Linked DNA regions of Homo sapiens: regions 1 and 3 are each linked to region 2. Evidence: chromatin loops called from intact Hi-C (ENCODE). Cell type or tissue: A673. All regions are shown on one strand.

Evidence for each region. Hi-C counts contacts between places; a loop is a spot of excess contacts. Peaks named below come from ENCODE experiments on the same cell type or tissue, not always from the same donor. Only the 100,000 strongest peaks of a DNase experiment are listed, where the experiment ranks them.
Region 1: it touches region 2 in a loop (6-fold over the local background); 8 of 110 quality-filtered maps call a loop at or near these places.
Region 3: it touches region 2 in a loop (6-fold over the local background); 9 of 110 quality-filtered maps call a loop at or near these places.

What each region holds. Positions count from the first base shown.
Region 1 is chr7:88,240,719-88,245,718 of GRCh38, forward strand. No RefSeq gene overlaps it. Among named protein-coding and RNA genes, the nearest start is that of SRI, 23 kb to the left of the region's middle. In A673, a CTCF peak has its summit at 2,717 (motif pointing right); a DNase peak (open chromatin) is centred at 2,773; H3K27me3 peaks cover 373 bases.
Region 2 is chr7:90,117,137-90,122,136 of GRCh38, forward strand. All of the region lies in intron 2 of STEAP2-AS1 (STEAP2 antisense RNA 1), which reads right to left. It also overlaps the pseudogene DPY19L2P4. Among named protein-coding and RNA genes, the nearest start is that of STEAP1, 35 kb to the right of the region's middle. In A673, no CTCF peak of the experiment used is centred here; a DNase peak (open chromatin) is centred at 2,225; H3K4me3 peaks cover 1,491 bases; H3K27me3 peaks cover 1,671 bases.
Region 3 is chr7:88,787,477-88,792,476 of GRCh38, forward strand. All of the region lies in intron 1 of ZNF804B (zinc finger protein 804B), which reads left to right. Among named protein-coding and RNA genes, the nearest start is that of TEX47, 5.8 kb to the right of the region's middle. In A673, a CTCF peak has its summit at 2,176 (motif pointing right); no DNase peak of the experiment used is centred here.

The DNA of each region.
Region 1 (5,000 bases), 1.9 Mb before region 2:
GCACTCCAGCCTGGGTGACAGAGCGAAACTTCCTGTCAAAACAAAACAAAACAAACAAACAAAAGGATGTAAATTGCACATAGTGTTGGTTATATGAATGTTACCTTTCTTCAAGAGTACAATCATTTAATCTTAAATAACATTGCTCCATGGAATCAAATACTTAGATATTTTACAAAATGAAGCAGTTGTTACCAATTAAAAAAAAAAAAAACCAGGTGACACCATCCCTGGTAAATTGAAGTCTTCCTTTCAAAGGCAGAAGTTCTGTTAAGTGACCTATTAATTGGGATTATTAGTTGCCTAAGCTACTCCCATCCATCCATCCATCCATCCATCCATCCATCCATCCATCCATCCATCTATCCATCCATGCACTAATTAATTAAAACAAATACACACTGGCCGTCTTTTCCATGTCAGGCTCAGAGTGTTGGGCTGTTAAAAAGTTAAATCCCACAAGGGATAGTTCTTTGGAATCATGTACAGTTTTCACTTCTTGTTTCCCCTGAAGTACATAAAAGTGAGTTGTGTTTACCATACACTTTGAAGAACTTCAAGTCTAATCCTTTTTTTTTTTTTTTTTTTTTGAGATGGATTCTGCTCTGTCGCCCAGGCTGGATTGCAGCGGTGTGATCTCGGCTCACGGCAACCTCTGCCTCCTGGTTTCAAGCAATTCTCATGCTTCAGCTTCCTGGGTAGCTGGGATTACAGGCGCGCGCCACCATGTCTGGCTCATTTTTTTTTTTTTTTTTTTTTGTATTTTTAGTAGGGACGGGATTTCGCCATGTTGTCCAGGCTGGCCTTGAACTCCTAGCCTCAAGTGATCTGCCCTCCCAAATGCTGGGATTACAGGCATGAGCCACTGTGCCTGGCCCAAGTCTAATCTTTTTCATCCAAGATTCCATATCTCCAAAAATTGGGCACCAATTTACTTTCCCACTTTTTTCCTTCCAACAAGTCTGGGTAATTCCCATGGGATTGTCAGCCTGTTCTTGTCTGCATTTTTTGTTTGTTCATTAGTTCATCTGTTTATTAACGTTTTGAGTACCTATTATAAAGCTAATGTAAAGCTTGGTGCTCTGGGGTGATATGAACAAAATGCAAAAATTAGTTTGCGCTGTTCTGAAGCTTAGAATTAATCACCTCTTCTCTGCGACCCTGAAGTACTTTGTACATGCTCTGGTGCAGCTTTTTCATACACTGTTAATGGGTTAATCACCCATATATGGTAAATCTCCAGCACCTGGTAAAATAAGTGACTTATATTAGACATCTGTATACTTTGTAAACATATAGTTTATACAGAGAAACATGACATCTACACATGTAATACACATATAATAATACTATCAATACAAGTTATAGTTAGGAGACAAAGTGAGTTGTATTAACAGGAAATACTATAACAGTGCTAAGAAAAGGAAAAACCAAATAATTCCTTTGTTCATGCTGTATTTTCATCATTAAATGTCCTTCCTCATCTGTGTTCTATTCCATACCCAGCTGAATACTTCTTCTGTGATGTCACCCAAGACTACAGCTCTTATCACGTCTTGATGAATTAAATCTCTTTTTGCAACAACTTATCAAGTATACATGAATCCTCAATAAAATTATAAAACTTTCGGGCAGTCACTGGTAACATTTGCCTCTATGTCTCTTACAGTATCTTGTAAAAAACAGATCCTCAGAAATTATGGGATGATTTTGTTTGCCAGATGCATGGAATGAGCTACTTTAAATTTCACATAAAATTCTAAAGTAGACTCTTATGAATAAAATATTGAATGTAATGCATACATGCTATTTTAACTACTTGTATCTGTGTAATGCTTTACAGTATATAAATGTTTTATATACATTTTACTGCTGGATATTTTAAAATTTGTTATTCATGTTTATAATCTTTGTTTTACAGATGATTATAATCAGGTTAATTTAAGTCAAAGTAACTTGCCCCTGGTTTCACTAATAAATAGCCAAGTTAGATTTGAATTTAGGTCTTCTCAAACCAAATCTCTTGTTTTCTAATAATATTATATAGTGTACTAAATGTCCACATTAATTTAATTATAGAATACGAAAGCGATTAGATTCTGCTTAAGTGGTAACTGACACAAACATCATAAAAAGTAATAGGTTGTTATTAAAAAACAAGTTATTAGCAAAAGGCAAAATTTAGAAAAATTAGAAAAAGTCATGAATACACTGTGATTATATCAGGGCTAATTTCATTACCTCACACAAAAACAGTTAATTTACAAAGATAGGTTGCTAAAACCTCAGGGTTTTTTTTTTTTTTTTTTTGACAAATTGAAATTTTTAATGTAGACTTCTGCAAGACACTACTAGAAAAAAATATATATAATGAACATTAAAAAATTTAATTCTCAGAAAAGGATGAAAAACACTGATTTATAAGAAAAGAAAAAGGAGGCCTTAAACTCGGGAAAATTAAAATGGCAGTAAATTGAATGGAAGAAAACGAGTCTTTAAGGAGTGATCTAGTGCTGTGTCTCACAGGAATATGGAAAAGAGATCACCAACTTGTAGTTTCTATTACTCTATGTTTATTTGTTATTCATTTTTTTCTACATTAAGTAGCTTTTTTTTATTTTTAGTTTTTAGTTTCAAAATGTGTAGTATTTTATGTTTGGTGATTTTACAGCTAATGTTGCATTTCACTGAAGCTTGGTCAGTGGTATACTGCCCATATCCACAAGGTGTCATTATAACATTGTATTTGGTTTGAAACCTTTCTTGCATTTTTCACTCATTTGTTTTCGCATTTACAGTAAGCTTCAACAAGGACATTTCACAGTGGGTGCCACTGGAGGATGCTAGTTGCTCTGAGGGAAATTGCTAAGGCTAGAGGAGTTTTGAAAAAAGCTGAAGGCTGGACCAATGAAGCTACTGATGGGCAACACTGACCAGAACTGGAACAATTGGAAGCAATGTTGTTTTCCTCTTTTCTCACCTTTCACTCCCATTATGTAACCCTAGTAACAAAACACAATAGGCAGTTAGTGGGCAAGGGAGTCTGGGAAAGATATTCCGCAGAGTCCCAGCACAGAGCAGAGTAGAACAGAGTAGGATTGGAGCTGAGAGATAGTAAGTAAATAGGCAGCAGAAATATGTCAAGCAACAATACCCCATGTAAGTAGAAGGGGATGGTGGTTGGAATCCTTGTATTATTTAGAAGGAGAGTAAAAATGTTGATTCTCTTTAAAATTCAAAAAAGTTAAATATGCATATTACAATTTCTAGGGTACCTACTATAAAGACCAAAATAAACTTTCAAAGCAGAAACAGGAAACAAAAATGGGATGAGGGGAAATAGTCCATTAATCCAAGAAAAGGCAAGAAAGGGGAAATTATTATTATAAAGCAACATAAAATGAGATATGTGAAATAAATCCAAATATATTAGTAATCACAATCAATTTAAATGGATTGAACTTTCCGGTTAAAATAGATTTGATTTATCAAAACAACATAATACAGGCATAAAAAGACATACGAACCAATGGAACAAGATAGAGAGCCTAGAATTAAATCCACACATTTACAGTTAGTTGATTTTCAACAAAGATGCCAAGAATGTATAATGGGAAAAGGATAGTCTCTGTGTGAAATGATATGTAACCTTTAGTGTCTTCTATCCTTGATGCACATGCTATTTAGAAATCTGGAAAGCAGTTGGAAATGGAATCATTTATGTCAAGTATAAACATTGATATGATCTTTAGCTTAATTAAAACCACAGGAACAGACCTGAAAAAATAATCAAATTTCCAAGCAGGTACTTGGAAAGTCTATCCTGAGATATCTGATTGATTAGACATCCTGCAAGCAGCAAAGCCTTTCTGTAGCTATCTCTCAGAAGCTAATGCTTTTATGTTAGTCACATATGCAATTTCCTCCCGCAGGCTATTTATGAGTTTTTATTTTTATTTTCTAATGGAAAAAATTATTCAACTACATAAACATAGTTAGCATTAAAAATTATTTTAAATCATATATGAAGAATTTCATTTGTATATTTCTAACATTTGGGTAACCTGTTAGTATAGATTTTATTTCCTTTCTACCTTTGTCCTCCTAAATCAGAGAAACAACTTATTTTATCCTGTATTTCAAAGCAGATCAATGACTGAATTCTATAAATACTTCAGAATTATGTTATGTGTGTGTCTGTGTATGTGTGTATACCCTTATATATACACACATGCATATATCTACATTTATTTCTTTATTCAACTAATATTTACAAGCATGGACTATGTGTAGAATAGTCTTAGAGGTACAGGGAGGGCATAGGATAGACAAGACAAAGTTATTGTTCACTGTGTACCTTCATTTATTTTGTATATTCTTCCATATATTTTTAGGTATCCTTTTAACTCTTTAGGCCCCTTTATAGCTCTAAATATTTCCATCTATTATACATACATGTGTAGTTTGTTTCTCTATTCCTGTCATGAAGACATCCTATCATTAGTAATGTAATTAATATACATTTGGTGCTTTTTAAAGAAACAATTGACACAAAATAATTGTACATATTTGTGTACATAAGATACAAATACGTACATAAATATGTGTACATATTTGGTACTATGTGATGTTTTGATACACATATACATTGTGTGATTATCAAATCAGGGTAATTAGCATATCCATCATCACAAACATTTATCATTTTTTTGTAGTAAGAACATTCAAAATGTTCTTTCTAGCTATTTTGAAATATTCAATACATTATTGTTAACTATATTCACTCTACTGTGCAATAAGACAATAGAACTCATTCTTCCTATCTATTTGTAACTTTATACCCATTGACCGATCCTCCCTATTTCCCCTCCACTTTCTCCTTTCCCCACTTGCTGGTAACCACTGGTCTATTCACTGCTTTTATGAGATGAACTTTTTAGATTCTACTTATAAGTAACATCATTTGTCTTTCAGTGTCTGGTTTATTTCAAGTAACATAA
Region 2 (5,000 bases):
AAGATTTAGAGCAGCACATGGCACACAGTTAATTTTATGTGTTTACTAAACATATGAATCATAAAATATATCCTGCTTCTTTTTTCCTTTAACATTATATCATGACTATTTTCCTATATCATTAAATATCCATGCAAAATGACTTTAGTGGCTGTAATGCTTCACTATATGAATGTTTCATAACTTAGTGTTTGATACTGAGGCCACTTCTATTTTTTAACGATATAAATAATAGCACAATGAACATTCTTATAAAAAGATTAATTTTTTAAATGATAAAAATGACCAGATTTGTACTTTCAAGGGCTAGACCATGGTAAGAGCATTTTGTATCCCACCAGGACACCAAGTGATGCAAAAGGCAATTGGAAACTCCAGAAAAAACAAACTGACCAAAAAGAAAAACAATCGCTCCACTTCACTTATTGTTCCAAAAAACATTAAAACAGTCATATTTTAAAATAAGGTGCTTTATTTTGAGTTTGCCTAGCCATTCAAGAATATATTCTTATCAACCACCGTAAATACTTTGTATTTTAAATGCAGTATTGGACAGATAGAATTTATTAGCTGTTAAAACTTGGGCAAATAACTACATCCTGATGCTTGATTTTAAAATTTGCATACAGTTATTGCAAGAATTAAGTGAGAAAACATTTTGAGCACCAAACACAATGCCAGGAATGTAGAAATGCTCCTTGAAAAAAATCTCCCAAAACAAAAAATGAGCAGTAGTAGCACTTACTGAATTTAACTAAGTGACAAGATAAATAGTACTGTCAGTTAAGTGCTTTAGACCTTCAGAAAAAGCATAATTAATATGGGCTGGAGAAATGGGCTGGGGCTTGGAAGGTGACAGCATTCAGATGGGCAGGGAGAAAAGAATGTAAAAGCCAAGGGATGGCTTTTCCACATGAATAAAGGAATTCAGCGGTTATGATGTCTCAGGCTGTGGACTTCACCTGAAATGACTGAGATGGAAGATTTTGTGCCCGAGGAAGTGGGAAATTAAAGTTGAAAAGGTATATTGGGCAAATATTGAAGGCATTGGTGAGCAAGCCTAGGACTTGATTTGTGGGCCACGAACATTTTTGTGCTGTGTTGCATCAGGAAAAATTAACCTGGCCACAATGAGCCATGCTTTAGACTGGTCAGTTAGGATATGGGAGTTCAATTTGATCCATCATCAAACAGATGGGAAGTAAAGCGGTGTGGGCTCCAGCATGTGGCCCGTGACAGAGGACATGGAAAATGTCAGTGGCCCCAGTGCATCTGTGACAGCCGCTTTGGCCTCTTGTAGGGCTGCGCGGTGACTGGGAGCTAAGCGCTCCCCTCTTAGTTGGTCTTGGCTGGTGCTGAAAGCGCTTGAGCACACCGCTCCTAGGGCTGATGACTTCTGAGGAACCTTATTGGAAAAGCATTTTGCTCTAAGATTCAGTAAACGCTGTCCCGTGCCAAGGAAGTCGCGTCAACCTGAGGCTCTGGGATCAGACCCACCGGACTCACGCGGGCTCTGCCACGTGTTGCCCGCAGTCTCGGCCCGTTCCCTCCGCTTTGGTAACGGGCACTGACTGTCCGATACCTCAGCGATCGTAGGAGAGCAGAGACGTCCCTCATGCCGGGCGCACCACCGGCGGGCCGGCGGTTCCGTTGGCTTCCCTGACATACTTCCTACAGTCATTTCTTTCAGCTGAGATCTTCCCCTTTAATACCTCGTTAATTAACGTGTAACCTTTTGGTTAAAATGTCAGAGCTAAGACTAAATCTGAAGAAAAGAATGAAACCACCGTAAGTTCTTCAGACTCAGTCGTCAGCAAGGTTATGGCCCGAAGCCGTGCAGAGGCGGCGCGCGGGGAAGCTACTGGCAGAGCTGTGCGCACTGGGGGTGCTGCAGGCGCTGGGGAGAGTGTGGAGAGGCTGCGTGGAGCTGCGCGCTCGGGGTGGGGGCTGCACTCCCAATGAAGCGCGTGAAGGGCAAGCGGTGATGGGTTCTGCGCCAGTGGGGCTGGGAGCGTGTCGGGGGCTGTACGTGGGGCTGCGCGCAAGGTGAGAACTGCGCATCTAGGCTTGGGGACTGCGCGCACCAAAGGCTTGCAGGCGCTGGGGAGGGTGGGGGGGCTGTGCGTGGGGCTGCTCTCACCGGAAGCTGCACGCTCGGGGAAGCGCGGAGGCGGGGGTGCTGCGCGCTTGGGAGCACGTGGGGGAACACGCAGGGACTGCCGGCGCGAATGGCTTCGAACGCATGCGCCCCACCCGACATTTCACAGTCGCCATGACGACCGGTAGGTCCGCAACGGCTGCGGGGACAAGACCGTTGAGGCTGCCAGGCGAGTCAGGCCTTTCTGGACCTCGCCTGACTCGGCTGGGCTGTGCCTGAAATTGACCCAGCTCTATCAGGGATTATGAAAAAACAAGGAGTAAGCCCGAAGCCGCTGCAGTCTTCCCGCCCCAGCCAGTCTAAGCGGCGGTGCGGGCCTCCCCCTTCCCCCCCGCCTCCGCCCCGGAGCCGGAGGTAGAGGAGGTGGAAAAGTCGGCCCTAGGCGGCGGGAGGTCCTTCCGGCGGAGGATCCGAAATGTGGAAAATCGAAAAGGCTTGGAGCTAAAGGTGGTGGCCAAGACCCTTCTTCTCGGCCCCTTCCTGTTGGTCCGTAATTCCCTGGCGCAGCTCCGGGAAGAGGTGCACGAACTGCAGGCGTGGTGGTTCCCCAGCAGAACCACTTTGGACTTCGGTAAGGAGAGGGCAGGAGAGCTCCAGGAGGTAGCCGCATGGCGCTTTTCTTGAGTCTTGAAGGAGATCAGTTTAACAAGCAAGGGTTTGTGGGTGCCTAGTAGGAAATAAAAGCAAGGTCCGAATAGAAAGAAGTTGGCCAAAAATCTTGTCATTGAACCAGGGGAGAGAGAGAGATAGGGAGTATATTGGTCTGAAGGGCTGTCAGATCGCAGAGAGTGTTTTAAGGTCTAGGAGTTTTAAAGGCTGAGGGGAAGGATCAAGGGAAGAGGATCAGATTAAGATTCCAAGAGAGGAAATAATTAGTGGAGCAAGTCTTGGAATATTTGGAGGGGTAGAATTAAAGGCACAAATTTGAGAAGCTAACTGTGGAAAAGAGGAGAGAGAATTCCTTTTCTGAGATGGCAGGGAGTAGAAAAGCGAGGATTACTATATGGAGAAATGTTAAAGTGGAGATAAAAGAAGTTGGGAGTGCTGGCGTCTAATGGTCTTTGTTTCAGTGAAGTATGAGGCTGGGTCACCTTCAGAGGTGAGACTGATAGGATGCCGGGGTCCAGGGGACATGCTTCTGTCACAGCTTGGAAAGGGCATGTGATAAGCCCTTCAAGCATTTAGAATACTGGCATCGTTGCAACATATCATTTTTTTCAGATGTGGTATGTGGGTTAAGGGAGGGAGTGAGAGACACAGAAAGATTTTGAGCATCTTTGGAAAGCTGGATGAATTTGGTAGTATATTTGACCTTTTCCTTATATATCATCTGAAGAGTTTTTGCCAGTGTATATAATTGTTAGGAGAATTAGAAATAGGATACAAATATAGTTGAACAGGATAGTCTCTGTATATTTTAAAATTAATGAAGCCTAATAAACAGTTAATGAGCATCTTTACAACCATTTAAAGTTTTCAACCTTTTAAAAATTATAGCAACCGTGCTTGCAGACAGTCCAAAAATACACCATGGGCCATACTTTGCCTATCCTGGTATAAAACAAGTAAATCTTCCAAGAAGTATTTAAGATAAGCCCAGGACAGTTAGTAATATAGGAAAAGATCTGGGTAAGCATGGTTGACAATTTCAACATTGCAATTTTTTAATTTTTAAAAATTTAATTTCTTCAATAATTATTGAATTAATTTGCATTTATTTTGTTAGCCAAGTGAAGTAATTTTTGAATTTTTAAGAGGCTATTATTGGTGGTTTGTAAGATGACTTGCCAAGTATATTTGGGATAACCATAAGAAATACCATTATAAAATCTCAGAAGGGAGGTAGGACTTCTGGAATAGCCAAGGAAATGCACTCCTCCATGACGACAATGAAAATACTTGGAAAATTATCAAAATCATTTTCTTCAAAACTTTGGAAATTAACCAAAGGTTTACAACAATCTAAAGGGCATTAATTCAAGAAAAGCTGCTGAACCTCTATAAGAATAGCAAAGTTTGTGGTGTTTTAACTTGTTCTATTCCCCACTCTTCTCTCTCCAGGGGAATTGAAAACAAGCAATTCCCCAACCAAACAGGGGCACAGGCTGCGTTTGCAGCTCCTGTAAAAGCTCCATACCCAGAGCAGTGTCTCCCAGCTCCCAGGTGAAGTCTTATGTATACATGGGGCGTTGGCACAGGTGACTCCAGACTAGTCTCCTAGGCCATCTAGTAGCTTCTAGGTCTCGGCTCTTGTAAAGAGCTTGCAATTCATCAAGGGTTGAGCTGCACATTGGGGCTTTTAGATGTGCTGCTGAGGAAGTGATTTCCTGCATTTAATCATCTTCTGATGAATGCTAGAGAAACTGATCTAGAGTGGCTCCTCTTGGTTAGAACTAGCTGAAGCATACTGTATATACTTACTTCTTTTAAAAATTTCATATAAAGGAATAGAAAATAATACTGAAAAAAAAAAAACAAAAAAGGTCGCAATCTTCCATAATTCCATCACTCTTACCAATTACCTGAAGTAAAAAAACCCTCTCAAGTTTCTCCCTTTGCTTATCAAGCCCTGCTGCAGAGAGGTAAGCTCTGTTCAGAATTTGCTTTGTGTCCTGGATTTTTTCCTATGCTCATAGAGACAGGATTAGCTGGCCATCTTGCTTTGTGTGCTATCTTTCTAGACATGTAAAATACTACATTTGAAATACTTGTTTTAATGGTATTTTATAATAAAGCAGCTATTAATAACTTTCCTTTTTTTCTTTATTCCAGCAGTCCTTGTGGCTTATCTCCATTGGTAAGATTTAGTTTCAGTTTGAAATATTTAAAAACATTTGAATTA
Region 3 (5,000 bases), 1.3 Mb before region 2:
ATGTGACAGATGAATCTGAGAATATTACTTAAAAGATGAGGTTTGCACAGTTTTGTTGCAGTGAATTTAACTGTTTCAAACTGTGAATTCTGTAATGAAGTGTTTAAACGTTCTTCAAAGATGTCACCATATGATGGGAACTTTACACCATTGTTTTATGGGTTAACACCAATAACTAATCGTAAAATACAGATCCTGTTATCACTCTCATTGTGCAGATGAGGAAACTGAGGTACAGAAAGGTAAAGAAACAAATTACACTTCTAAAAAGTTGTAGAACCCGGTTTCAGTTCAGCAATTTGACACCAGAGTGGCTCTCTTGATTAAACCTTCTGCTATACTGTCTTTATGTTTGATAGAAACATGACATAACTGAGAAGAGAGAGTAGGAAGAAGAAATTGGAGTGAGGAAAATGCCTAAGCAGGGCACAGAAACAAGATCAGACAATGGGAACACTGTGGAAAACAGATGAGGATTGGATTGATTGGCTGTCAATCATAAAAAGAAAGAAAGGAATCTAGGATAATTTTTGAATTTCTGACTTAGCAGCCGTTTGGAGAGTGGTTCATTTTATAGCAACAAAGAGGGTATAGGGAGGGGTAGGTTGAAGGAATGTGGCGGCAGGGAATGATGCATTCATCTAGTGCATGTGGAGGTGCAGATGCCTGTGGGGTTCCAGTGGGACTTCTTGAGAAGGCCCTGCATGAGGACTGGAGGCCAGGTGGAATTTGGTGTAGTAGTGAAGAAAACATGTAGAATTAAATCCAGAACCCCTAATCATGGCAACAAGGCCCTACATAGTGTAACCCTGGCCACTGTCACCAACCTCACTCCCCTCTTGCTTCCAGTACTCTGGTCTCTCTGGTATTCCTTCTGTCCTTCAACACACCAAGCTTGCTCCTCCCCCAGAGCCTTTACACTTGTTGTTCTGTCATATAGAATGTTCTGACCGTTACCACCCCACCTCTTTTCATTCAGATCTCAGTTTGAGAAGGCTTCACTGACCACCGAATGTAAACCAGACCCATTAGTTACTGTCAACATTATGACTTTTTTCATAGCACATGAAACCATCTGAAGTCATTTTCTCTATTTGTTTATTTGTTTTTTGTTTCCTCTTCCAGAGTATATGCTCACTGGAAACACTGGCCTTGTCTTTTTTACCATTGTATCTTCAGGGTGTAGGCAGGAATGCAAACAACATAGTTGTATAACACATATTTGTTAAATGAATTAATGAAGATACAAACATGTATTTGAAGTCATTATCTCTTAGATGGGAGTTGAGGTCATGGCATTAATTAGAATGAATTAGAGAAGTGTGCAACTAGAGTGATCAGGGAAAGAGAAGAATGCCTTGACAACACTATTATTCTCTTCATATCCTCTTTAAGGATAAATGGTAATCTTTTCAACTGAAATTACAGGTGAACTAATTCTATAAATATTCACATTCAGTTAAAAATGGTTTCTTTTTCATTTGAAATTTATATCTACTTATGCTTAAATAAAATATATTTGGTCTAAATTGTATGGAAAATCTCTTTTACATTTCTGCCTATATAGAAACATACTAGCAAAAGTATTTTAATAAATCCAAAGTCCAACCATTGTTAGAAATTAACAACTAAACAAATAACCAAAATAAAATGTATCAAAGTTGGTCTTTCAAAAATATAAGAAAACACAGAAATGGTAATAAGAACTAGTTTTTTTGTATAGCAACTCAACATGAGGCCAGCTAATATAAAATTTTTCTCAGATATTATAAACTGTCCATACCAATAAAAAGTTCTAAACTAATGAGAAAAAGTGAGTAGACAGGCATAATTTGCTTAAAGTTACTTACTTGTAGAGGAATAAAGGTCTGCATAATTAATGTGGTGAAGTTAATAATCACAAGACCCTAAATGGGAGAATACTGTTATCTTGCTTTTATTGTTACTGTTGTTACACTGTTATACCAGTATACTGTTACATTTCCTTTTACCATTGGCAAAACACCTTAATGTCTTTAGGTCTCAGAATCTTTATCTGTGGAATAAGAGGAGTCAAACAGATATTTGAAAGGTACTTTTTGGGTTCTCTCTGTATGCTCTTAAAATCTATGCACTGTTTTTACTACATACATCCTGTCCACAGGTAATCAGGAAATTTAAGTAACTGACCACAAGGGGGAGAACTTTAATTCTGCATTAAATTATTTAATACAATATGAAATGATTTGAAAGTACTTGGCTATGTGAGGTTGGTGATAGGCTGCTTCATTTCCACTTCCTTGTGGAAGTTGGGGCATTCTACTGCTAACGATAGGTTTAACTTAATTGAAATGTGGTTTTGTGTTTGTAGAGTTATGATACAGTCACTGGATGTCAAATTCTATTTGTATTAAGCAATAATGCTCCATGAAGGGATCCAGATGCCTTTTTTATTAAATTTATGATAGTAGAATGTTAGAATTCACCCTGGAAGAGTTTTTCCTTTCAAGTAATATTATTTAAGTTATTCTGCAAGAAATCTATTACCTTCTTGAATGTCAACTCTGAAACAAGCATAGGATTATCAACGGGGCAGTCTGTACTCAAGTATTCATATAAAAAGAAAAGAATTAGAATGGTGCTGGCCACATCATTTGAATGTTATGTGATCATTGGCTTTATATATATGTTCGCTGTTATATGAATATTAAATATTATATGTTCACACTGTTAAATATTCATTTTTCTGTGGGTTAAGTTATGTACTCTTATTTAAAATTTTATTTTAAGGCAACTATAGCTTTCTTTATTTTTAAAATATTTTATTTGAAGTTCCAGGTACAAGTGCAGGACGTGCAGATTTTTTACGTAGGTAAATGTATGCCATGGTGGTTTGCTGCACCTGTCTTCCCATCCCTTAGGTATCAAGCCCCACGTGCATTAGCTATTTACCCTGATGCTCTCCCTCCCCTTGCACCCCTGACAGGCCCTAGTGGGTGTTGTTTCCCTCCTTGTGTCTATGTGTTCTCAATGTTCAGCTCCCATTTATAAGTGAGAACATGAGGTATTTGGTTTTCTGTTCCTGCATTAGTCTGCTAAGGATAATGCCCTCCCTTCTCCATCCATGTCCCTGCAAAGGACATGATCTTGTTCCTTTTTCTGTATAGTATATATTCATAGTATTCCATATCACATATCACATATACATATATCACATTTTCTTTATCCAGTCTATCACTGATGGGCATTTGAGTTGATTCCATGTCTTTGCTATTGTGAATAGGGCTGCAATGAACATACGCGTGCATGTATCTGCATTCTATTATAACTTTCATTGAGTTAAGAATTACCTTATCAGTCATACTAAGGCTTAAAAGTTTACATTTTGGATTTCATTAAGCTAAATTTGTAAGGTATAAATGTAAGATTTCTGGATTTTATCAAATGTACCCAAACATACACAGCTAAATGAGTCCAATTTAAAGACATTATATCAGTGACCTATATAAGTATCTCAATAACTCATTTGTTACTGAAGACAATTTGTACTTCCCCTTAGAAGCATTGTCACGCTCTTTTTAATATGTTCAGTGACAGCAGATCTGTCTTTGAGAGTGAGTATAAATTAAAAAAATTCTATCAATGGAGATCAAATCTTAAAGTTACTAATTAAGTTGGAGTATAACAATAATTTGGAGATCAAAAATTAGATATAATTAAAATATTTAAGCTCCCTTTGATTTATAAACCTCCTTTATTCAACTGCCAAAGGGTCCCAAAATGTTTTCAGCAATGGTGTTGCTACCTGGACAAATATAAATCTTCCTGAAGTGACTCCTATACGGGGTAAATTTATTTGAATACATTCATTCTGATGTGTTCACAAAAATGAACAAATAACTATATAAATGAAATTGTTTATAGTCACACTGTGTTTATTTTCCAGTTATTTTCATAGTGAGCCTTCATGAATTCTTTAAAATTACGATATGCTAAGTAAATCAGCAATTTTATCGTTGAGAGATATTCTATAACTTCTTCCAAAAATGATTAAGATTGTTAATAATTCTCTTTTTGGCTTAGTGAATTAGGTTTCTATTGGTATTCTCACACCAAAAAGTATTATAGACCCATAAAAAATCTATGCCAGGCAGTGTGTTGAATATACCCCCTATTGCTACTTGTACACCCAGTGACTAGCACAGTGATTGGCCTACTAGTACATTTTTACCAGTAGCTATCCAATAAATTTTGGTACATAAATTAATGAATAATAAGTGATACAAAGAGCTTATACACGTATATATTATTTTTCCCATTACATATGTATTATTTTTCCACAGTGCTGCGTAATCATTCACCCAAACCTTAGTGGTTAAATAAACAATAATCACTAATGTTCACAGAACTCTGATTTGGGCAGGACTCAGTGGAAACAGCTCATTTCTTCTCCACACAATGTCAACTGAGCTGGCTTCCCAGGTTTACTGGAAGCCTGGGGTCTGGGGTCACCTGAAGTCTCACTCACTCACATGTCTAGTGGATGATAGGGGCTGTTGGCTGCGACCTTAGCTGGGGATGTTGTCTGAAATTGCTGGATTGCTCACAGCATAGTGTTTGAATTCCAGGAGCTAGCATTCAAGTGAGCAAGGCAAAGTGCACATTTTTATGACCTAGCCTTCGAGATCACACGGAATAACTTCTTTTGTATTTTATCGGTTAAGGCAGTCACAGAAGAGGTCTGCCTGCATTCAAGGGGAGAGAGTTAGAAGCCACTACACAATGGGAGGAATATCAAGCTCATGTTGTAAGAAAGGCATGTGGGATTGGATATATTGCAGTAACCATTTCTGGAAAATACAATATGCCATATTTTCTGATTTATAAATATATAATTTTTATCCAAAATTCAAACTTCTATTCACTAGATAACTTTAGAAAATAATATTCCCAAACAAAATTCACCCTGCTAAAGGAATTCTATCTGATCCAATAAACATTTATTATCCATTATTCTCTTA